Linked DNA regions of Mus musculus: regions 2 and 3 are each linked to region 1. The links are chromatin loops, found by intact Hi-C in ENCODE. Cell type or tissue: heart. All regions are shown on one strand.

Region 1 (8,000 bases):
CCAAGTCTGAATGAGAGGGCCATGGACTTGCAGAAAATGTGAATGGAGAAGAGCAGGAGGCGCACGCTGGCTCCTCCATCATCCTTTCATGGAGCAGTGGGTGTGAGCTCAAGAATTGACTGTTGAAAATGGAATCCCAGAGGCTCCTGAGAGCAGCAGAAAGAAAAGATCCTAGCCTGGTGCCCACAAACAGTGCTGGTTACACTTCCGGATCACAGTACCCGAGGTGCTGGATTGTGGAAGGTGAGAGGGTCCCACATAAGAGGTGGGGGTTACCAGGGCAGTGGGGAACACTTGCAGGGCACAGATGCAATGGAGAACACTCATAGGGTGATGAGGAACACTCAGTATTTAAGAGCAATGGGGAGCACTCACAGGCCGTGGAGTGGTGGGGAGCACTTGCAGGATATAGAGACAGTGGGGAGGCATACTACATATACCAGGGAAGTGGGAAGCACTCAGAATTCTGGTGCACCCTGACACATTCTAACATTTTAATGACTCAAAGAGCCACCCCAGCTGAAAATCTGCTGCATATCTGCCCCCATCAAGCAAGATTCAAACTCAAACTTAGCTTTTGTTTACTGAGCAGCTATTAGGAACCGGCAACTACCTGGAGCCTCCACAGGAGGGGAACTTGCACACAGTCCACGACTTCTATTAAGATCATAGAGGACTGACACTAAACAGAGTTGGACAGCCAGCTGGTAAGCCCAACAGATTCAGCATCCCATCCTATCCACCCATCAGCAGCAAGTGGGTATGTTCTAAAAGGCAGACACCTACTGCAGCCTCCCCTTTGTCCCATAAACCTTGTTGGTGTGCCCCATGGGGTTTTAAAGAGCATCTCTGTCTGTAGCAAGTTTTCTTTTACATCTGAGATAGATGGACTCTCTCAGCTAAAACTATCCTCTGTCATAGAAAGTAGCATGCAGACTGTTCGAGGTCATGGTCATGCAGATGAGGTAGTGATGGCCACCCCCAAACCTGGGAGCTTCTGAGCCAGGGCCTGGCATCTGCCACTCTGCCATTTTCTGGGCTAGTGTGTCCATCCTTTCCAGATATGTTCCTCTGTGTGCAGTACCACCTTGGTGATATTTAGGCATCACACCATGGCTTCTGAGACCCTGGTGAGCCTCTCCAGGTGAGAGCCCTTAGCTGGTTGGGGGTCTCCAAGGTGGGTGGCTGCCTGAAAGTGGCACATGGAGGGAGACAGAGTCCTACAAGTCTGTGGACACAGCCAACCTTGGGCCAAGGTCAGCAGGACTGAAGTGAGCCTGAGGCCTATGGGGCACAGGTAACTTTTCTAGTTTGTGCAGTTCCAGAGGAGGCCACCCAGTTCCAGGACACCTTCAAGAGAGCGTGGAAAGACCTATGAAAGGGGATAATCCCATATACACTTGACTCGGGGAGAGACCTCTATCAAGTTCACCCTAAACTCTGGGGGTGGGGGGGTTAATGCCAGGCACTTTGGAGGGGGTTCAGAGACTGTGTATACCAGAATAAAGGACTTTCTGGTGAAGGCTGTGAGCTCCTGATCCCCCAACTCCACCCCGTTTGTCTGCCCCATGGAGAGGGATACCAGAGAAGGGCGCTTTGTCCTGACATTTCTCAACATGGCCCCTAGATAGTAGGCTAGGCCATGTCTTTGTCTAGAAGGGCTGTCCTTCAGGGAATCTGGATCAGGAGAGCCAGTTTTCTCCAGCTCTGATGGTGTCCTAACTAGAGAGACACATAGTAGAGTCAGAGGCACCCACAGTCCCAACCTCTGAGGCCTGGTGTCCCAATAAGTGATGCTCGGTGGCCTCAAAGAAGCATCTCTCCTCTGAAAAACAAGGTTTGCACTAATTGGGTCCTGAGGTGGTTGTAGGCTGGGTGGCCTCAGGAAGCCATGGGATGCTGTAGTCTGGCTAATACATTGGCTCCTACTCACTGATGTGATGGAGTCAGGAGGTGGGGCCTTCCAGGGTGAGTTAGATAGTGAGAATAGAGGTCTGAAATTGATGTTTGTTAATCTGAAACGTGACCAGAGAGCTGTTCCCATTATAGCTCCTGAGGACATTGCAAGATGGCCCCATGAGAGAACAAAGTAGTGGATCTGTTCAGTCATCAAACCATTGCCTTGACTTGTCTTCTAGTCCCCATGGTGACAGAAAATAACTGCTCAACTGTAAGCCTCCCTTTGAGCTTCACTGTAGCACCTGCACAGACCAGCACATGGGACTTGGGGCCATGAAGGATGAGAGTACAGGGGAGGAGCCAGGCCTGAGGGTCCCCTGGAGGAGGGCTGCTTAGAGAGTGGCACTGTCCCAAGGACCCAACCCAAAATCTGGTCTGAGTCGGCCTCAGGTGGCAACAAAAACCCTGACCCATGAGTGTCTTTGGCCACACCCGCTGTCTTGCTTACTCTGTGTCCCTAGGTTTCTGGTCTGGCTGTAGGGTCCCTTCTCATCAATGTCCCTTCTTTTCTGGGTTATGTTTATTCTTTCTCTGGGCTGAGGTCTTGGGCTGGAGGTAGATTGGAGCTAGCCTGTGATATCTAAGACTCAGTTTACTTGCCTGTAAAATGAAGAGGCCCCTGTCTCCTTGAAAGGTCAGAAGACAGATGGAGGGTCCTCATCTCACACCCTGCTTATCTCTAAGGAAACCCTGAATGGCAGGAGGAACACATCTTGCCCTGTGTAACCAACACACACGTGAGAAGCACTTGACCCAGGTCACACAGAGGAACCTGAGCCTATACCGAGCTCTGTTTGCCTCTTCCCTCCCATTCTCTCCTATGCTGCCCTCCATTAGCATGGCTCTTGTGCCCTGCTACCTTGGATCTGGCTGAGTCTGGGACCCAGAGAGCAAGGCAGGCCCAGGTGGAAAATTCTTGGTTCTGGAAGGGACAAGAGGGACATGGTCTCACTGACTCCCAGTCCCTCTGCTATAAAAGCCAGCCAGTTTACAGACTCTGTGGTTGTATTTGAACATGCTGGGCATCCTTAAGGTAACCATGGCCCTCCCTCTGTCATGGTTTTGTACCGGGTTCTGAGCTAAAACCCTTCTTTGCAGATCTCACAGCTCCCAAACCTGCCACAGCACATGGTCATAGGAACCTGCCACAGCACGTGGTCATGGGTTACTTTTCTGAGTTGCGTATAATCCTCAGTAGGTGACAGGATGGAGGGCTCTGTAGGAATCCCCCTGAGATGCTAAAGTCTGCACGTGCTCAGTGTTTTCTAGAAAATCCTTTTGTAGATTTTTTTAATGACCTCATGGATTATTTGTAATAACTAATATGAGCTGGAAGCATGGCACTCCTGTGACCCTGGGACTCAGGATGTGGAGGCAGGAGGAGTGCTTAAGTTCATCCTGGGCTACATAATGAGCTCCGGGTCAACCTGAGCTACCAAGTGAAATTCTGTCTCAAAATGCCAAGCTGACTTCGTATCAAATGGCTATAGACTCAACACATGGGAGGTGGCGACAGGAGGATCAGAAGTTCAAAGCCAAGTTGGGCTATGTGAAAGTCTGAATTCATGAAGCTAAGGTAGAAGTGTGGACTATTCAAAGCCTGGGAGACACAGTGCATTACAGAAAGGCCTGGGCTACAGACTGAGACTCTGTCTCAACACACCAGGCTGGGCATGATAGCACACACCTAGAGGTAAGGGTGGGGAGTTCACTGTCTTCCTGTAATACCCAGGAAGTTCTAGGCCAGCCTAGGCTACATGAGAGCATCTCTCAAACATGCACACACACATACCACCCCTAAACAAAACAAAATAACAAAACCCCTGTGCTTTGAACATAACTGTCCCACTGTGCTGTGCTGTGCTGTGCTGTGCTGTGCTGTGCTGTGCAGTGCAGTGCAGTGCTGTGCTGTGCAGTGCAGTGCTGTGCTGTGCTGTGCTGTGCTGTGCAGTGCAGTGCAGTGCTGTGCTGTGCTGTGCTGTGCTGTGCAGTGCAGTGCTGTGCTGTGCTGTGCTGTGCAGTGCTGTGCTGTGATGCGCTGCGCTGCGCTGCGCTGTGCAGTGCAGTGCTGTGCTGTGCTGTGCTGTGCTGTGCTGTGCTGTGCTGTGCTGTGTGTGCAGTGCTGTGCTGTGCTGTGCTGTAGTGTGCTGTGCTGTGCTGTGCTGTAGTGTGCTGTGCTGTGCTGTGCTGTAGTGTGCTGTGCTGTGCTGTGCTGTGCATACTGAGGACAAAAGGTCTGTACATGGCTGATATGGACATAACTGTTGCCAGCTTCTCCTAGAGCTGATGCTTGATTGAGTTTATTTATCCACTGTTCAGCTCAGAGGTGGTGATGGCCACACAGTCCTATGTCTGCTAAGGCCTGGGCCAAGACACCTTACCTCTCTCACAGCACAAAGCAATCCACAGAATCAACCCAACAGGTTTTTGTTTTTTCTCTTCCTCTGTGCGTCCCTCATTCACAAACTCCCTTTATGGGCCAGTTGTCATTTTACAGACAAACCACCAGATGGTGTCAAAGGGCCAAGTGTGGAATGTAGGTCCTGGAGTCTGCATTGGGCCCAGCTTCTGGGCTTTTGGGGGTGACAGGCAGGGGATAGATAGCAACAGATTGTCATTCTGGGTCTGGTCCAGCAGATATAGCTGGTTACCCTGTCTCAAGATCTGTCCAGGTAAGAAATGAGGATAGATGCACAGGCTATTGTGTAACTCAGACATTGACGGATCCTGAGCTGGGGAACAGAGACTTGTGTTACAAGTTAACCCTGCCACACTCTCTAGAGTCACCTTCCTGTTAGCCCCAGTGACACACTGAGCTCAGTCATCACCAGGAAACCTTCCCGGACTGTCTGAGCTCAGACTTTCCTAGATTCTCCTCTGGGTCAGCTACCAGCTTCCTATGGGAAAAGCCCACTTTGCACTTTGGGTATCAGCTGAGGCTCCCAGCATGCATCTGTGTCCTCATGTGGATGGAACAGACAAATGAGATCCAATGAACCAGTGGAATGGGCGAGGAGATGGTGGCCTGACTCAGAAGGGAAGCCTGCTCGACAGACAGTGGGGCTTCTAAGAGCAGCTGGATGGACCCCCCGACCCCAACTCTTGTGCTTTATCCTGTGTCAGCCCATGGAAAGTGCATTAAGGGCTGGGCAATTCTCCCAGCTGTGTCAGCTTGCAGCTACAACCACCACTAGTATAGAACTAGGATAGGAAGAGACCCCTGGGACCGCGGCTCACATCCAGCCAGACCGGAGTGACTCTCAGCCCAGCCGACAGCCCAGCCCATGGCTCAGGAAGGCCCCACAGAAAACCCTTCAGGGTCTGAAGGGTTGTAAATCTCTGCTGTGTAGCCCGTCTTCACCCCTCCTTGTCAGGAAGTTCTCCCCAACATCCTCCCATGGAGTAGGTATGTTGGGTCCCATCAGCCAAGCTGGACCTCAAGGACCATCAGCTGGTATAGGGTCTCTTATTGGCCTGGAGCTTTGTGACAAAGGCCAAGCTCACTGCTTCACAAGCTCTTAGTGGTCAGCATGTCTCCTGTCATGTCAACATTGCTCTGAGCACAGGTGCACACCACCATGTCTGGCTAATTACATGAGCCCTGGTGACCCAAACTCAGGTCCTTGTGCTCGTGAGGCCAGCGCTTTAGTAACTGGACCACCACCCCATCTTCTTCATTTGCACTTTGGGTAGAAATAACTTTTGAAGATGACAAATTCCCTGACTCTATTAAGTACGGTAACTCTGTAAGCTGCGTTGATACTTCTAAAAACTGAGGCCATTTCATTGGGTTTTCTCTTTTAAAGAAGGTCCTGATCTATGTGTCCGCTCCTTTCTGCACAGCTCCTAATAGCAAATCTGCACTGCTGTCCAGCTGCTGCCTCTGCCTGCCAGGAATTGTTTGTAGGAGTCGTATGTAAAGTAAGAGCAGAGGGGTCTGAGCACTGTGGGAGAGCATGCACGCACGCACACACACACATACACACACACACAAACACACACACACACACACACACACACACACACGGAGCCTGGCTTTTTACTCTGTTGTGAGGCCAGGACAAAGCAGGAACCCTGACCCTGGGACATGAGCTTCTCGAGTGCTATGGCCGTCCCTTACACACCATCACACCATCCTATCACAGGTCTTCCTTCACTGGACCTCTGCTGGGCTCACGACCCACTGTGGTCACTTCCAATCATCTACCTCACAACACAGCCCTAAGCATCACTCAACACACACTTCAGGGCTCCTCTGTAGAGCAGCAGATTCAAGATCAAAATCCCTAGCTTCATGCCATACCCCCAAGGGACCACCTTTCAAGACTCCTGGCCTCATCTTTGCCACTCTGTCCTTAACACCCTCCCTGTAAACCTCTCCTACACCTACCATGGGGTACCAAGTTCCTTAGACCGCAGTTCTTCTCTTCTTTCCAACTTCCTTGCTTTTCACTTTACAGAACCAAGATGGGCTCAGGGCTCTGTCTGTCTGTCTGCCTGTCTCTGTCTGTCTGTCTCTTTCTCTCTGTCTCTCTATCTCTCTGTCTCTCTGTGTGTCTCTGACTCTGTCTCTGTCTCTCTCTGTCTCTGTCTCTCTCTCTGTCTCTGTCTCTCTGTCTCTCTGTCTCTGTCTCTGTCTCTCTCTCTCTCTCTCTCTCTCTCTCTCTCTCTCTCTCTCTCTCTCTCTCACCTCCTCATCTTAGCAGTGGTTAGTCAGGAATCCTGACTCCAGCTTCAAGACACAGTCCCCAGCTACTCCTCCGCTTCACGGATTCAGGAGCACAGACAGACCATGGGCCCCATTAACTGGTAGGTAAAGAAACAGACTAAGGAGTAGAGGAGTAGCTACCATCCCCCTGTCCTGGGTCAAGCTTGTAGTGCCTGGTGTCTGCTAAGCAGCAAGTACAAGCTATTTGTCAATTTTTGCTTTCTAGCCTCCAACATTAATTAGAGCTTTACAAAAAAGACCTTGATGCATCTGCACCCTTCCTTCTGTGGTGTCGGGGGGGGGGGAGGGGAGAAGACACACAGTGGTCACCTCAGTGTCACCCAGAGTATGATAATATGTGTCAAATTCTATTCTGGCTAGAACAACTCTTACACTCCAGTGAGGTTCCCTGACCCATTGAACTACAGGCTGAGTCGGGGGTGGGGTGGGGTGGGGAGTGGAGCACAGCTCTGCCTTGTGCCTTGTGTTTGTTGAGGTGCCTGTAGAGTCAGGAGCTGTGAGCATTGGGAAGGAGGCGGGCGCTGTCCGCGGTGCTGAAGCGCGCTCTCAGTGACTAATTCCTCTGCCTGAGCTGGCCGCTGGGAATTGAAAAGATTTGCTTGGGGCAGCCAGGAACGAATTTTCATTTTCGGCCTCAGCCAGCACACTTTGTTCTGTCATTTACCTGGCCCTCTGCCGGTGATGTGACGTTGGCTGCACAGCTCTTTCCCCTGCCTGTCCAATCCCTTGGACAATCATTCTGCTGTCCCCTTCCCCTCCACATCAGCAGGCACCCCCAACTTATGAATGTTTCCCCCCAGAGCTGTGGATAGACCAGACCATATCACAGGCCAGGATTCCCACTGTCTGCTAGCCCTATCCACAGTCTCTGTATGCAGCCCTGGAAGCTTCCTCATGGCCCCATCACAGGGCAAGCGGAGTGCCAACCATGGATGGGGAGAATAAAAACTGTAGCCTTCTGCATTCGTAGGAGTTAAATGGCTCAAGCTCTTACCTGAATTCGATTCCCATCATCCCTGTGTGACTTTGTGTGATTTTTTTCCCCCATCTGAACCTCAGTTTTCTCATCTGGTAAATGGAATTAATGGCAAAGTCCTCATTGCATTGATGTTTGAATATCTGCCTGGTTCAGGACAAAAGCCCAGTGAAGAACCACTGATTTTTCCTTTACCAAAAATAAAAGCCGAAGAACTTCAGACATTGAAAGAATCTATGTACACTCCCAGTTTGTGGGCTGCCCACAGCATGGAGATCACAATTTTTTCCATTTTGTTGAGAGGCATACCCTTTATTGGAGCCCCCAAAAGTTCCC
Region 2 (8,000 bases), 120 kb after region 1:
GCAGTTTCCTCAGTCCCTCAGGACCCTGGACATCACCACGGTCACTCTTTCTGTTTGACAGAAAGACTCCAAGAGGCTAAGGGACTTGTCAAAGGCCACTAAGATAAAGAGGACCAGGGCCTTGTACCTCACTTGGTCCAGGAAGGATATGCTGGGCTGGTCCTGTCAGCTCCTCAGCCTTCCTGTCACTGCTATCATGGGTTGGTTTCCCAAGCTGCCCACCATTCTTTCTCTGAGAGGCCTGAGTTCCACTGTCATCGTGTGTGTGTGTGTGTGTGTGTGTGTGTGTGTGCGCGCGCGCGCACGCACACACACACACACACACACACACACACACACACACACCGCCCCCAAGGCTTCTTTCTCCAGGTAAGGAGCTGTGTGACATTTCTTGTTCCCCCAGCATCCATGGCCAAGTGTTGCAGTGGAGATGAGTCAGCTGGGGAGGGCAGCCATGGGGGCGTGTGTTAGGGACGGCTAGTTTACAGACTGGAGGAGAAGGAGGGGGAACAGGCAGCACAGGGAGGTGGGGAGGGAGGGACAGCCAGGGAATTCCTGATCTTCCTCTCCTCCTTCAGACCCCCAAAGCTGAGTTCAGCCTACGGCTTCCTCAAAGGTCTTGGCTAGGCAGACTCAGAAAGAAGAGGCTGTGGAAATCAGAGGAGCCAGGAAAGGAACCAGCTCAACTTTCTCTTCTGCTTGGGCTTCAGAGGTACCCATGTGGTAGGCAGCCGTAACTCACCCTGGCTTGTCAGTTGTCACCTCAGAACCACCCTCTACAGTCTCAGAAGCACCTTTACCCTGCTCCCAGCAGCCGGCAGCCATAGCTGCAGGAACTTTCTCTGTGTAGCTCCAAGCTAACGGCTTATGACACACTGCACTGTCACAGCTAAAGTTCTTGAGACTCCGAAGAGGTCCACCCAGTCGATCACTCTATGATAACATAGAAGGAATCAGAGGCTCAGAGAAGTTGCACTGCTGGCCCATGGTCCCACAGCCAGGATTTAAACCCATGCCTGTCCAATATTCCCAAGCTGAACTACGACTGAACTCAAGACAGTCCTGCCCTCCTCTAACATGTCCAGAGAGGTGCCATCGCTGAGACCTCTCTACATGGGCCCTGCTCCAAAGATCATGCCCAGTGCTAGTTGCTCCTGTGAGCCCTCTACCCTCGCCCCCCCCCCCGACCCCGCCAACTCTGCTCTAACTGCACACGCCTTCTTTTGAATTATCATCACTGCTATTATTATACTGATGTGTGTATGATGAGGATACCCAAGCCATGGTACCCATGCTGGCATCAGAGAATAACGTTGTAAAGTCAGTTCTTTCCTCCCACCTTACATAGGATTCAGGGATTGAATTCATTAGGGCTGTACAGCAAGCTCTTGACCCACTAAGCCACCTCTCCTGCCTGCATCTGCCTTTTTTTTGTTTCGTTTTGAGATGGTGTCTCATATCATGCATATAGCCCAGGTTGGTCTTGAACTCCTTTTGTAGCTGAGGATGTCCTTGAACTGTTGATCCTCCTGCCTCTGTTTCTGGAGTGCTGGGATCACAGGCATGCATGTGTCACCACGCCCTGCTCATGAAATCGTATTCTCTCCCTCAGGGACCATAGTCCTGAAGTGAGTCGCGAGCCCCTCCCCCATCGTTCACACCCACTTGCACACAGCGCTGGCACAGTTAGCACACATACTTGCACATACTCCCTACCTCTAGGGCACAGAGGTGTTGCCTTTCCTGCGGAGGGAGCCCAGGACAGGACAGATGGATTAGCAGCTGCAGGGTCTTCGTAGGAGTAACCCTCACCGGTTGGCTGCTCCCTACTTCTAAGGCTTTCGGTAGAACATTTTAGCACATTCGGAATCGAGCTTCTACAGGAACAATAGGAATCTGAGTTTCCACTTGGCAAACCTTTTTAAGCAGTCGCCTTACTGGCTTCTCGAAAGCTCCAAGGAGCAGTGATAACTGCATGTCCATTTCCTTCCCAGATGCAACAGAGGGTCACTAGGACAGGGGGTTTGGAGAGGCCTTTACCATCACAGTTCACGTCGGCTAACTATGCGTGTTGCTTCATGTTACTATGTGCCTGACCAGGTAAGCTCGCCTGCAGCCGATGAAAGGATGAGGTAACTTAGAAACATGTTTGAACAAAGGACTCAGCACATATTTTCTCTTACTCTGCCAGGCACCTCTGGGAAGGATGCATGCCCCCATGCTGTCTCCATTTATTGGTTGAAGAAATACAAGGACTAAATGGTGGCCTTAAGAATGATCTTAAACAAATGCAGAGTTTTGGAGAATGTATGCACAGAGGTGGGCACACTAGGGGAGTGGATGGGGAGATGGTTGGATAGTCTCTTGTCCCTCAGTACTGTTTTTTCCAATTAGCTGTAGTGAGCGCTCTGTGTCTATCAGCATGCAAGCAGAAGCCAGAGAGAGGGGTGAGGTTTACCAGAGGGCTCTGTACTTGGCATTGCCGTCGTGGATATCCTCTGAGCTCTGTGTTCTTTCAGTCTCCCAGCCTGTCAGCCTTGATTGTGAGCAGTTTCCCTTCTGTTAGAGATCATGGGTACATATCTGTCCTCCCAACAGGGTGGGAGTCAGGGATGCCTTTCTGTCAACTCCAAGGCCCCAGGACTCAGCACTTTACCTAGCACACATCTGGATAGCTATACCTTCTGTGATGGTTTGTATATGCTTGGCCTAGGGAGTGGCACTATTAGGAGGTGTGACCTTGTTGGAATAGGTGTGTTCCTGTTGATGTGGCTTAAGGCCCTCACCCTAGCTGCCTGGAAGCCAGTATTCTGCTAGCAGCCTTCAGATGAAGATGTAGAACTCTCAGCTCCTCCTGCATCATGCCTGCCTGGATGCTGCCATTTTCCCACCTTGATGATACTGAACCTGTAAGCCAGTCCCAGTTAAATGTTGTCCTTATAAGAGTTGCCTTGATCATAGTGTCTGTTCACAGCAGTTAAACCCTAACTAAGACACTTTCTTTGCAAAGCATATGGGGCTCTCACTTCCTGATAAGACAGGCATGGAATCTCCAGAACACAGATGCCCAGAGCTTATAGCTCTGTCTACACCGAGCATCACTGAAAGTGTAAGTCCTAACACTGGTGACCCTGTTTGGTTCCACTTGCTTGCTGCTAATGAAAGTGAGATCATTACTTCTAACATAGCCTCTTCTTTGAGAAACCTTGGGCCATTGCCATTAGGCACTGCTTCTGGAATTCTGCCTTCAGGTCCTGCTTCTGGTAGAACACTGGGAGGTGTTTCTAAGCTGGGAGGTGCTCAGGGATGACACTGTTCCAGTGACACAGCCCAGAGCCCTGCATGCCAATAGTGCAACAAAGAATCCATTATCCCATCACTGTCCTGAGGTGAGACTCTGAAGCAAGCCACAATGAAGCTCCTGGTCAGGGACAGGTGGCTTGGATGTGCACTTCACTCCACACACCTCCAGGCAGGCCTGATCCAGAGCTACAGACATGACGGCTGAGTGATTCATTCATTACTGGTCATCACTAGCCAGGTGTTCAGCAAAAGCGGGTGGCACTGTGGGAAGGGAGTTTAGTTGCCTTGGTAATCAGGAGGCTAACAGCCACTGAGAGCTGACTTGCTATGCACCAGACACTCTTCTGTTTACTTCCTTGCAAAGGGCACAGCCCCTCCTGTCCAGCCCCAGCCACTGGGAGGGCCATGGAGCCTACCTGGTATGTTAGCACCTCACACATGATCAGGTTTGGTTAACATGGCCTGCAGCTGTAACTGGAATCTCAGCAACAGCCACAAGGTACTTCCTGCTATAAGGTCACACCCCTTTGTAGGTAAGGAGGCAAGACTTGGAGAGGTTAGGAAACTTGCTTGCCTAGGGCTAAGCTAAACAACAGAGCCAGGATTTGAACCCAGGTATTCTAGTTCTGTAGCCTGGAGCAGAAAAGCAAAACTTAACTCTGGAGCCAGAGGCACACCTAGTTGAGTTATAGTGAGGGGCAGCTACTCTCCATCTCTGCCCCAGTTCTTTACCTTCAACCTTGCTTCTCTCAGTCCCCACCCTCCCTCAAGCCTTTACTATATCAGTCCAGAAGACAAGATCCAGAGGTTTCTTTCAGCAGGAAGCAGGGCCCTGGGCAAAAATCAACTGCTATAAAGGGTTTCTCAGGGAGTCCAGAGCCAGGCATGGGACAGGTTGTAGGTGCTGGTCTTTTTAGTTTGAGAGACTTCTCAAGACTCACCTGGGACTCTCTCTTGGCATGAGCTGTTTGCTTCCACCAACAAATACTCTGAAGCCACAGATAAGATCCAACCTTGCCACACGCAGCACATAGCACAGCAACTGCAGTAGAAGTCTCAGCGGGTAAGAGTTCTTGTCATTTGGGATTCACACCAAACTGGGGAGATGGGTGACCTGGGTGACAGAACACTCATTCACCAATTATCTTAAGGCCTTGGCTATGTATTAATGACTCGAAGTTTTGTGAACTGGGACTAGTCCTATTGGACTGCTGGGAACGCTAAGGTTTTATTTTTGAAAGTGGTTTAGCAAACGATGAATTGTAAATTGCTTTTAACCGTGTTGTTTCACCCGTGGGGGACCCTAACAGTCATAGCAGGTGCCTTCCTTCCACCCTAGACACCGGCCTAGGCCTGAGAATGGATGTTTCATAAACCCGTAGGGGTATGTTTGCAGTCCGGGAGAAAGGGGCGCTGTCTTCAGAACTTCCGAGAAAGTCCTGGGTGGCACAGCGGCAGGTTGTCCCCGTCCGGGGATCCCCCTAGCCAAGCGAGGGTGCGCCCTCCGCAGGCGGCTCCCGGTAGGCCCTCCGTTTCAGCTCTGGGTCTCCCCCCCAACCCCTCTGTGCCCGCCCCGGCCACCTCGGGGGCGAGGCAGCCCAGCGCGTGGGAGGGGACGGCGCGCCATTGGCTTGTGCGCGGCACTAGAGGAGGGACCAGTGCGGGCCGCCAGACTCGGGCGAGCCCAGCAGCGCCAGGAGTCCAGCTTGCCCTGCCCTGCCCTGCCCTGCCTGCCTAGCGCGGCGCCGCGATGTGAGACTCCCCGGGCCGGAGCGTCCGCAGGGCACGCCAGCTCCGCGAGCGCAGCACCCCGCGCGCCAGGAACGTAAGTCTGCTGCCGGCAGCCGCTAGCCTCACACTTCACCGCCGTTGCCACCGCGCTGGCCGCTGCCTGCGCAGCGCAGCCCGGGGACGCCGGGGGGCCTTAGGGACCGCTGGGGGCATCGAGCACCCTGCGAACGACAGCCGGGCGCCAGGACAGCTTGGCACTTGCGGGGCGGCGGGCGCCCGAGACCCCCGCTGAGCTCCTACTGGCACTGTCCTCTGTCCTTTTCGTTTGTCCCCTTGCACTGACTCGGTTTCCCTTTCTCCCCCAGCTCTCTTCTCCGCCACCTCCTTCCCCAGGGGCTGTTTATTTCGCTCTCGGCCTCCTCCAGGGCTTTATCTCTTTGATTCGGAGCTAGTGAGAGCGGAGAGTAAAGCAGTTTCTTTTATCCCGGGGTCTCTGTCTTCAGCGCTTGGTTCTCGGTCCCCTCCCCCTTTCTCGCCACCGCCCCCCCTCCTCCCGCCTTTGTTTCCCGGCGGGAGGATTGCGCGGTGTAAACTTGCGAGTTTCCGGGTCCTCGCCCCCACGGGTACGCGGGCGGAGAAGGTGGAGGGGTTCCCGCTGTCCAGTGGTCTGGCCGGACCTTTTGTGTGGGTGCCGGGGACTGGAGGAGTCGCGGACTCTCGCTTCACAAAGTGGGGGAGTGTCCTCGGCGCGGAGATGAAGATAGATCAGAGGGGGAAGGGGCAAAGCCGGCGACACTCCTGAGTCCCTGCTGGAGAGGAGCGGGCAGAAAAGTGTTTGGGCCTGACCCCAGTCGGGGGTGGTGGTGTCAGGAGGGTATTGCAGGTGGACCCGGGCGACTCTCTCTCCCAAACCGCGCAGACAGCTGTAAAGTGTAGCGCCATTGCCTGGCGCAGGATGGATTGGGGTCCCGTGTAGTGCGCAGAAAATATTACGCGCACCATCCTCGGGGCACAGCGAGGCCAGCCGCTCGCTTCGGCTCCCCTTTCGTCGCCTTCTTGCATCCTGGATGGAGCGGGCTTCTCCTCCTGCCTGTGAGGTGGAGGAGCAGGGATAGGCCCAGGACCCACTCCCACTTTGACCCAAAGCTTTACAAGCACACGGCCAAGGCCTCCTCAAAGTCCCCCAGCACGGACTTCCTGTTTCGTTTCTTTTAGAAAAACTTTCTGGATGGGGCCTGGAGAGAGTGTAGAAGTCCCTGGGTTGCAGGGACACCCACCCAGCTGTGTCTCCCGTCTGGAGGCTCCTGGAGAAAGGCCGCCACCTGCCGCCGGCGGGATTGGTGGGCTCCTGGAAGAATCCGGAAGAACACCACCCGCCCCTTAGTGGCAGCCTCTGGCTCAGTCCGAGGCTAAAAAAAATACTATTTTCCTGTAGGATCTTTGGAAAGTCAGAATATACTTCGGGTTTCTGTTGTCACCTTCGTACAGACAGAGCGCTCTCCTAGAGTCCCCTCTGGCCTTCGTGTCTTAGGTGCCCTCTGCCTTAGCTTCTCTTCTTCTGGACTCTCAGGTATGTCTGCCTTCACTTGCTGTTCCTGGCTTTGATTTTTCTGGGTCCAGGACCTCTGCCGCTCCTATCACCTCAACTCACAGCCTGGACTTGTGACAGCCCCCTCTGCTGGAGACAGAGGCTGCCGGCTAGGGGCAGGGTCTTCACGAATTATTCTTGGCTTTTCTGTGTGTTCACTTACTGCTCCAAGTATCAGTGAGTGAGCCACAGAAGAGTGATGTCGCAGTGGCCAGCACGGGTCCCACAGGTCCCTGCACACCTGTGGAAGCTGTCAAGACTCTAGATAGTGCTGTGTCTTAAGCAAGATCAGATAAATAAATAATACATAAGTCGATTGGGCCACATGCCGTGCCTTGGCGTTTTTTCTCAATACCCAGAAGGCTGAGGCAGGAAGAGTCTGAATTACAGACCAGTTTGGACTATTTAGGAAGACCCCGTCTCAGAAAGAAAGCCAGAGTCAGGGGAACATGGAGAGTGTTGGGGTGTTGAGGCCATTTTTAAGGAGTGGTCAGTGCTGCTTTCTGGGTCCTGCAGAATAGCCTGTGCAAAGAGCCAGAGGCGCAGCACTGCGCTGATCCTGTGGAGTGGGGTGAGGAAGAGACAGGAGGCACTGGTGAGACAGGATGGGGACCCCCACATCTCACAGGTGATATTAAGAGAGGATCTGTAAACCAGCATCTTACAGCCCCCCCCCCCCAGTTAGGAGGGGCAGCCACGGGGTGCCATTTTGTTCTGAATCCAGGTGGGAAGGCCTCATCCCCAGTAGCATTCTCTGTGTCCCTATCACAGCCACAGTAGACAGGGACAGGAGGACAGCCGCTCAGGCCAAGTGCTCTGGAAATCCCCTGTCTCCCAAGACCCTCATGCTTCTTCATGCCTGCCTGGGTCAGTGTGCTGGTCATGACCCAGAGTCACCTTGATTCTGCCTCACCCCACTTCCTCCTGATACTACCCTCTTTGGAACACTCTATTTGCGTGGGCATGAATTCCTGGAAGGGGTTCTGCTCCGAAACTGCTTTAGTAAAGGGGGTGGGGGGACTGGGGCCCAGGTGTTTGAGTCTGTCGGTCTAAACAGCAGCCTTGTTGATCACTGGCTACAAAAACACAAACTATTCTGGATGTTTGTAGACGACTTCTCTTCAGGGGGAAGTGTCATTATGCCCATTTAACAGATGGGGAACTTTGAGGCCCAGAGAGGCAGGCCTGTCTTCCGACACCATGCATAGGATATAGGGGTAGAGGATGTGAGTGAGCTTGGAGTTTTGAGTGACTTGCCTTGTTAATCACTTAGCCAGAGACTAAGTATGAAGAGGGAGATCTCAGCCTTGGACTCTGATCCCTGCCCAGGGGAAAGCATGGCTTCAGATCATCTAGTCTGAAGACATTGTGTTAAGCT
Region 3 (8,000 bases), 400 kb after region 1:
AGCACAGTGCAGGGCAGGAAATGCACAGTGTGTTGTCTTGGTCAGTGTTCTACTGCTGTGAAGAGACACCACAGCCATGGCAGCTCTTAGGAAAGCATTTACTTGGAACTTGCTTTCAGTTTCAGAAGTTTAGTCCATTATCAAAATGGCACTGAGTATGAAGACACACAGGCAGACAGGATGCTGGAGAAGGAGCTGAGAGTTCTGTATCTGGATCCGTGGACAGCAGGAGAGACACTGGGACTGGCTTGGATTTTTGAAACATCAAAGGTCAGTCACTCCAGGGAGACACACTTTCCCCAACAAAGCCATACCTCCTAATCCCTCTTAAATGGAGCCACCCCTGTTGACTGAGCATTTAAATCTATGAGCCTATGGGGGCCATGCTCATTCAAACCACAGCAGTACACTTCCCTGTAGTCACAGAACTCAGGAGGTGGAAGAGAGAGTTTGAGGTCAGGGTCAGCGTCAAGAAAGGTGGGAAGGGGAAGAGAGGAAAGAAGGAAGGGAGAGAGGAAGGAGAGGGAGAGGAAGGGATGGGACAGTCACAGTGCCGAGCACAGGCCTCCCTTCCTGTCCCTGAGGCCTCCAGGCAGTTTGGCTTTCTCATAGCAAGCCTTCTGGTTTCCGAACACTTGGAGGGTGATGTTAAAGCTGCGATGTCTTGATCCAGCCTTGGAAGTCAGGTTGTGTCTTCCTTCTCATTCCATAGTGGAGATCAGGCAGGAACACTGTGCTCAAAGGAGAAAATGGTGGCGCCTCCTCTGAGAAGGCCGAGTTCTAGGGTAGCTGCCTTGAGAAACTGCTGCAGGCTTCCTGGGGGTCCTCAGAGACATGGGGTGGAATTCCCTTTGACGAGAACTGGGAATCTAAATGAAATTGTTTTAGAGCAAGAACAAACAGTCTTTTAGAATTTTCTAGACAGAGGAAACCCTTCCTGCCCCTTGGCCAGCCCTGTTTCCTCGGCATTGTGAACGTGAACAGATTTTTTTTTTCAATCGCCCTAATAATGCTCATTCTTAGGATGCCTGCTTCCCACGTGTGGGGACAGAGGTGCAGAAAAGCATTTCCCTGATATCAAGATGACAACATGACCAACTCTGTAGCACCTCACAGATGATTTCTACCAGCCTTAGCTACGGAAACCGCACCCCAAGAAGAGCTTTGAATTAGCCATATCCAGAGACCTGATTCTGCGCACCCAGCACAGAACAAACACCCTTCCCCCAGAGGTCCACTCTAGATGAGAGAGCTTCCCCAGGGGTTGCTAGCCGCACCTAACTGTCATAAAGGATGCTGGCCCCAGAGCTCAGAGCACACCTCCATTGCACCTCGGTGCCTGCCCCATGTCTGAGCCCATGAGTTCTCATCAGTATCGCCTCCAGTCTTTTGGGCCTGCTTGGGACCTTTACTTTCTTGGGCTGTGGAACCATAATGTACTGACCTCGAAACCAGTCCTGGCTGGGTTACAGCCAGGACAACAAACTTGTTTCCACTGGAGAGCCTGGGTGCATTCTAGTAGCAGTGATTTAACCAAAGACCACCCAGACCTGATTTTACTCACTGCCCCTTGCTACGTCTGAAGGTCTGGGGAAAGCACCCACCTTGGCCTGAGGTGTGTGGCTATTAGCCTTTCCAGGAAAGTGACGGTGGCAACCGTGGTTATAAACGTGACCAGTTAACAGAACCTAGCAGCCCTGCCTTCTGTCTGTGCCAGGGTGGAAGCCAGTGGCCCGAGCCGACCAGAAGATCGCCTGAGCCGAGCAGATGAGCCAGAGCCAATCAGAGGAGCACCTGACTCCCAGCTTTATATTACCATTTTTTCCTTTTAATTTCTTCTTCTCACATATATTACATCCTGACCACAGTTTCCCCTTCGTCCCCTCCCCCTAGTCTCTTCTCCTTTCACCTTTGCTCAGAAAAGAGCACACCACTCCAGAGCATCAACCAGACATGCACAACAAGCTACAGTAAGTAAGACAGGCACATATTCTCACATCGAGGCTGGGCAAGGCCACCCAGTAGGAGGAAATGAGCCCCAAAGGCAGGCAGAAGAGCCAGAGAGAGCCCCTGTTCCCACTCTTAGGACAAGACCTAGCTCAGACCCCTGCAGGTTCCCTGATCTCTTTGAGCCCCGTGAGTCCTGGTCAGTTGATTCTGTGGGCCCTTTTGTGTGATGTCCTTGATCCCTGCGGCTACTCCAGCCCTTCTTCCCCCTCTTCTGCAGGACCCCCGAGCTCCGCCTAGCGTTTGGCTGTGGGACAGTGCACCTGTTCCCATCAGTTGCTTCATGAAGTCTCCCTGGTCTCTCTGGGGACGATGATGCCAGATTTAATAACGGGATGCTACACTCTACATTTCATGAAGCATATTCATTATTTGGTGATCTCTGCACCTGGGTCACTAGTCCATCAATGTCTTCATTCACAGTTTCCTGTCAAAACTGCTTTTTTTTTTCCTTCGCAGGCATCAGCTGGACCCCAAGGTGGGGTCTAGGCACTCCAAACCTTCATGAACCTACACCTTAGTAGCTGTGAGTTTATTTATTCTTTTTGTTTGCTTATTTGTTTGTCTTGAAACCGGCTCTCTCTATTGTGTCTCTCCGGCTGTCCTGGAACTCACTATGTTAAGCAGACTGGCCTCACAGAAATCCACCTACGTCTAGCTTCTAAATGTTATTCTATTTCTTTTAAAACGTATTTATCCATTTATTTATTTTGAGACAGACCTCACTACATGGACAGAGTGCTGGGATTAAAGATGCGTGTCACCATGCCTGAACAAGATCTGTTTCTATGATTCTTATTTAATGTATGCGCGTGTGTATGAATACCGTTGAGTGTGTGGGCTCCCAAGGAAGCCAGAAGAGGGTGTCTGATCCCTTCAACTTCAGTTTTAGACTGTTGTGAGCTGTTAGCGTGGGTGGGTGCTGGGAATTGAACCGGGGTCTTCTGCGTGAGCAGTACAAGGTTTGAACCCAGTAGAGCACGCTGGAAGCCACTACCCACGGCCCTCACGTTCCCTGTGAGGGCTGCTGGGGTAGCAAAGCTGACACAGAGGAGCCCCGTGCTGTGTGGCTTTTTGTGGGCACATGTGAGCAAACATCTGTTCACCTCAGCGCAGGCACACACAATACCAAACCAAAGAAACAGATCCAGCCAGGAGTTACTCCAGAGAGCACGAGTGACTCTCAGGCAGCTGTAGCAGCAACAGAAGCCCTTCCCAGAAGGGGCGGAGTCTCAGGAAGGCTGCCTCCTGGAGCTCCTAACACACAGGCAACTCTACTGGAGTCTCTTCTTCCTGGCAAAGATACTTTATAACTGCAGGGAGGAAGGGGTCTTGGGAATCCTGCACCCCGCGGAGCATCAGGAGCCTAGATCGCCTCCCTAGCAGTCTGAATCTTCCCAGCCTCCTTCCTCCCCGCGGGAGGGGAAGTTTCGGTTCAGAGGAAGCAGCTGCACGAAGCTCCCTTAAACAATTTCACGTCCACTCCCCGTCCACCCAGAGGTGGATGAGAAGGTGTAGGAGAGGGAGAAGCAGGAAAGACAGCCCCTGCTCCCCCCAAACACCTGAGCTGGGGGTGGGGTACGCACAGCAGGAGAGCTTTCCCCAAGCCAAACCCAGGGTCAAACAAAATACCCTCAGCCTCCAGCTGGTACTCGCTAATCCCCATGCTCCAGAGAAGGCAGGCCAGCCTGGTCTACATCTGTGGTGTCGGTAGCCCCAAAGCCTATGGTGGGGCCACATAGACGTTTCCTCCCTGAGACTTGAGTTGGGAAAGTTTTGAGTCTGTTGCCAGCATTTAAAAACTGGGAGATTTCACATTAATATTCAACTGTTATGTTTTCTGCGGTGGGAAAAAAGAAAAAGGAAAAGAAAGAAAAAAGGACTCTCTTGATGTGAGCTGGGACTGGGTAACAGCTGCAACCTCTTGGTAGACCCAGGCTGCTGCTGGACAGACAGCCCTGGGCCACAGCCAGACAGAGGGGGCTGCAGTTGGCCCACTCCAGTTGCAACATCCAGGGTCCAGATGGCCATAGCTTCTGAGCCTCTGACACTCACTTCACCCATGTCTCTCCTTTCTGTCACCTGCAGGGTTCCTATGGGACATGAGTTCCTAGAGGAATCCATAGATACTGGTTACCCTTCATACTGTGTCATGCAGTGTTCTGGTGTGGGATGGCTCTCACCCAGGCTGCTTTCTTACCATGTTACCTCTGCACTGGCCCCTCTGTGCTGGTTTCCTCCCCAGTGCTGGTTTCCTCACCCCTGAGCTCTTGCCAGTTACAGGAAATATGAGGGAAACAGCTCCTTGCTCTAAAACGAGGTCATCTACCTCCCCCTAGTGTCCACAGTTGTCAGTGCAGCGAATCTTCTGGCCTGTATCTCTATCATCAGGTGTGTGTGTGTGTGTGTGTGTGTGTGTCTTTTGTGAGAGACAGACAGGGAGACATACAGGGATAAAGACAGAGTTTGTGTTTCTGTGTGTGTTGTCACCTCCTTCAACTAGTTAAGGTCTCATGTTAACTCCCTATGGCTGGGAACCAGAAGAAAGAATTTGGACCCCACCTAAGGCTCCAACTGCAGACATTCTCCCTGTCTCAGACCTTGGTCACACAGGTCAGTGCTGGTCTGTGCACAGCACAGTGCCCTGTGCCTGAGGGTGATCATGGCAAGAAAAATGCAGTTAAAGAACAATTGCAGACACATTTGAGTCATTGAGGGGAGGAGCGGACCTGGGTGGGAGAGGTAGGTTCAAGCCTGGGGTCCAGGAGGGAATCCTCAACCACAAGACAACAGTGCAGAGCAGATGTGACAGGTGTCACTGTGCCCATCCTCTGTCAGGAGCCCCGGGAGGGAAGCGTAAACTGTGGCATGACCACTGCCTGGCACAGCCAGCAGGGCCTAGGAAGCCCCCCGAAGACCCAGTTTCTTCCTGGCATTCCCTTCTAGATCCCAGCCTGGGCAGTGGGTCTGTGGGGCGGGGGAAGCCTGCACTACTGCATCCACACAGCTCTCTAGAGAGCCTAGAACTTGTTAGTCTCCTGCCTCAGTCATCCACGTGCTAAGATGACAGAGTTAAGTCTCCATGGCTAGTTAGATCTGTATTTAAGGACTGTCCTTGCTCTGCAGAGGAGAAAACAGAAGGGGAAAGAAGTTCAAGTCTCTGACGGTGTTCAAGTCCAGTCATCTTGACTCCAGGAGCTGTCAGCCATGTCTGGTCAACCAGTCAGTACCCTCAGTGGCTGGTGTCTGACAACTTCTGGGTCCCCAGAGAGAAGTGTGCAGGACTAAACAGCAAGCCATGAAATCCCAAAACTGTTGAATAAATAGATATTCGTCTCTTTAGGGAGAAATTCATCTCAGGTGTTTTGTCGGAGAGACAGGAAGCAGACTAACACAGCAGGCCTGACTCCAGCCCTCAGAAAGCCTGAACCGAAACCTCTGTCGTGCACACCATGTGCAATGGTCTATTTCTGTTCAAGGAGCCTCTTCTTTGAGCTCCAGACTTCTTGTAAAGCAGTGTCATATGTGGGGCTTTACTGCTGTGAACAGACACCACGACCAAGGCTGCTCTTATAAGGACAACATCTAATTGGGGCTGGCTTACAGGTTCAGAGGTTCAGTCCATTATCATCAAGGCAGGAGCATGGCAGCATCCAGGCAGGCATAGTGCAGGAGGAACTGAGAGTTCTACATCTTCCAAAGGCAGCTAAGAGAAAACTGGCTTCTGGGCAGCTAGGATGAGGGTCTTAAAGCCCACACCCACAGTGAGACACCCACTCCAACAAGGCCACACCTACTCCAACATGGCCACACCCACTCCAATAAGGCCACACCCACTCCAACAAGGCCACACCTCCTAGTAGTGACTCTTCCTGGGCCAAGCTTATACAAACCACCACAAGCAGGAAGAACAAACTCAACACTATGGTGTTATAGACAGATGAGTGAGGTGTGGCCAGGCTTCAGGCTTTGTAAGGTGGGTGTGGTTCAAAAGAAGAGACAGTGAGGACCATGGGGGCGGGGGCGGCAGCTGGCGATGGTGGTGACAGAGATGTTGCTGATGGTGATGCTGGTAATGGTGGTGCACAGTACACAGTGGTGGTGGTGGTGACTGCTGTGTTCACGGTGATATGGCAATGGGTAATGAATGGTGGTGTGTCTGTGAGAGACTAGGGGCCACCATGTGATGATGGTATTGATGCATAGTGTCAGCTGGTGATGGCGTTGATGGAAATGATGAGGATGGAGGTGATAGATGGAGATGATGCTGATGAGGATGTCAATGGCACATCGGTATGGCAGTGGTAGAGGTGATGATTGTGGTGATGGGGATGATGAGGAAGATGGTGGTGATGGATGATGCTGGCAAGGGTGGTGATGGAGGTGATAATGATCATGGCGGTGAGGGCAATATGTCAGCGGAGGAGATGACAGTGGTGACAGAGATGATGGTGATGGTGGTGGGGAAGGTGATGATGACTGAGAGGATTAGGATGGTGGAGATGCTGGTGGTGATGGAGATGATGGTGATATGGGTGATGGTAGTGATGGAGTGATGGTGATGGTGGTGTGGAAGATCACGGTGATAGGTGGTAGTGGTGGATGTGGTGGTCATGGTGGGGAATAAGATGACTAGGATGGTATGATGGTGGGGATGGTGGTGATTAAGGTGATAGAGATGACTGAGGTCATAGCAATGATGGTGGCTAGGATTCAGTTGCTGGGTGGGACCGGACATTCAGAAGATGGAGGTATGGTGGGTTATTTTGTTTTTGTTTTGGGGTTTTGGTTTTGTTGTTTGTTTATTTGTTTGGTAGCATTGATTTGAGCTCTTCCATTGCTTTTCCAGATCCTTATTTCTTTTGTTTTTCTAGATGACGCTTTATTACTTCCTTCCAGCTGTTCTTGGGTAGGTATGTCCAGACATGTCTCTGTTTACTCACCGCCTGTTTCCCTCATGGGCGCCCTTGCCAGCAAGTCCCTCTTTCTGTTCTCATTTTAGTCAGCCACAGCACCTGCCATGCTGGCCAGGCACCCACCCTCTGGCCCATCATCCCCATCTGCGCTGGAGCTCAGCAGCCATGCGAGAGAACTGACCAAACTCACGGAGCAGGCACTTGGCTCAGTCGGGACCAGTCGCTGCTGTGAATCACCCTCTCGTGGGTAGTGGGTACTCACTCCCAAGGACCAACAGCAAGGGTGTGGGGAATGTTGGCACTTCTAATTGGCGTATGTTGTCTGCTTAAAATATGCTTTTGTCGTAACATTTTCAGACAAGAAGTACCACCACTGTCCTCATCGTGGTGACGAAGTCCCCGGCACTGGCATCTTGAGGAAGACTTCACTTTGGCTCACAGTTTGAGGGCACAGCATGGAGGCGCAGGTGTCAGGCGCTCTCTCGGGGTTGTTGTGTACCCTATACCTGGGGAACCTGTCTGTGGGATTGGTGCCATCCACGGCCAGAGAGGGGCTTCCTTCCTCAGTTAAGCCGTTCTGGAAGCACTCTCATAGTCCTGTCCAGATTACGTTTCTCATCAAGCCGATGAAGAAACGCAAGCGGCAGGTGCTTATGACGTTCTTGGGTCATTTGCCGCCCTCGTCCCTCCTCTCACAGGTTCCTTTTGTCTTTCAAGATAGCCTCCTGTGTTTTGTGGATTTTGTTTGTTTGTTTGTTGTTGTTTTAATTAAGGTGGGATTTCATTATGGAGCCCTGGCTGTCCTGGAACTGGCTGTATAGACCCGGCGGGCCACAAACTCACAGAGATCAGCCTGCCTCTGCCTCTCGAGTGCTGGGATTAAAGGTGTGCACCCCCACGCTCAGCCTGTTTTCAAAGCTTTATTTCACATATGAGAGAAAATCAGTGGTGCTTGCTTTTCTGAATCTGAAATTTGCACAGCGTGATGATCTCTTCAAGGCCAAATATAAACTCCACTGTGTCTCTGAACCAATTCTCTTCAGCCCTTAAGCCTTTGCACTTCATAGTCTATTTATC

What was found. A loop is a pair of places that touch in the nucleus more often than their neighbours do. Peaks named below come from ENCODE experiments on the same cell type or tissue, not always from the same donor. Only the 100,000 strongest peaks of a DNase experiment are listed, where the experiment ranks them.
Region 2: it touches region 1 in a loop (5-fold over the local background); 31 of 42 quality-filtered maps call a loop at or near these places.
Region 3: it touches region 1 in a loop (6-fold over the local background); 13 of 42 quality-filtered maps call a loop at or near these places.

Annotation. Positions count from the first base shown.
Region 1 is chr2:93,064,635-93,072,634 of GRCm38, forward strand. No RefSeq gene overlaps it. Among named protein-coding and RNA genes, the nearest start is that of Prdm11, 22 kb to the left of the region's middle. In heart, a CTCF peak has its summit at 4,464 (motif pointing right); a DNase peak (open chromatin) is centred at 7,217; H3K27me3 peaks cover 2,798 bases.
Region 2 is chr2:93,182,620-93,190,619 of GRCm38, forward strand. It overlaps Trp53i11 (transformation related protein 53 inducible protein 11), which reads left to right and starts at 4,929. Exons shown (of 8, transcript NM_001025246.2): 1 at 4,929-5,128. It overlaps Gm32683 (a long non-coding RNA gene), which reads left to right. Exons shown (of 3, transcript XR_374797.3): 2 at 1,995-2,100; 3 at 2,192-2,295. In heart, CTCF peaks have their summits at 4,821 (motif pointing left), 6,412 and 6,612; DNase peaks (open chromatin) are centred at 4,912, 5,622 and 6,342; H3K4me3 peaks cover 2,399 bases; H3K27ac peaks cover 1,631 bases; H3K27me3 peaks cover 3,488 bases.
Region 3 is chr2:93,467,093-93,475,092 of GRCm38, forward strand. It overlaps Gm10804 (predicted gene 10804), which reads left to right. Exons shown (of 5, transcript NR_040532.1): 4 at 120-270; 5 at 1,024-2,782. Among named protein-coding and RNA genes, the nearest start is that of Cd82, 8.6 kb to the left of the region's middle. In heart, CTCF peaks have their summits at 2,258 and 4,337 (motif pointing left); DNase peaks (open chromatin) are centred at 3,229 and 4,269; H3K4me3 peaks cover 908 bases; H3K27ac peaks cover 745 bases; H3K27me3 peaks cover 510 bases.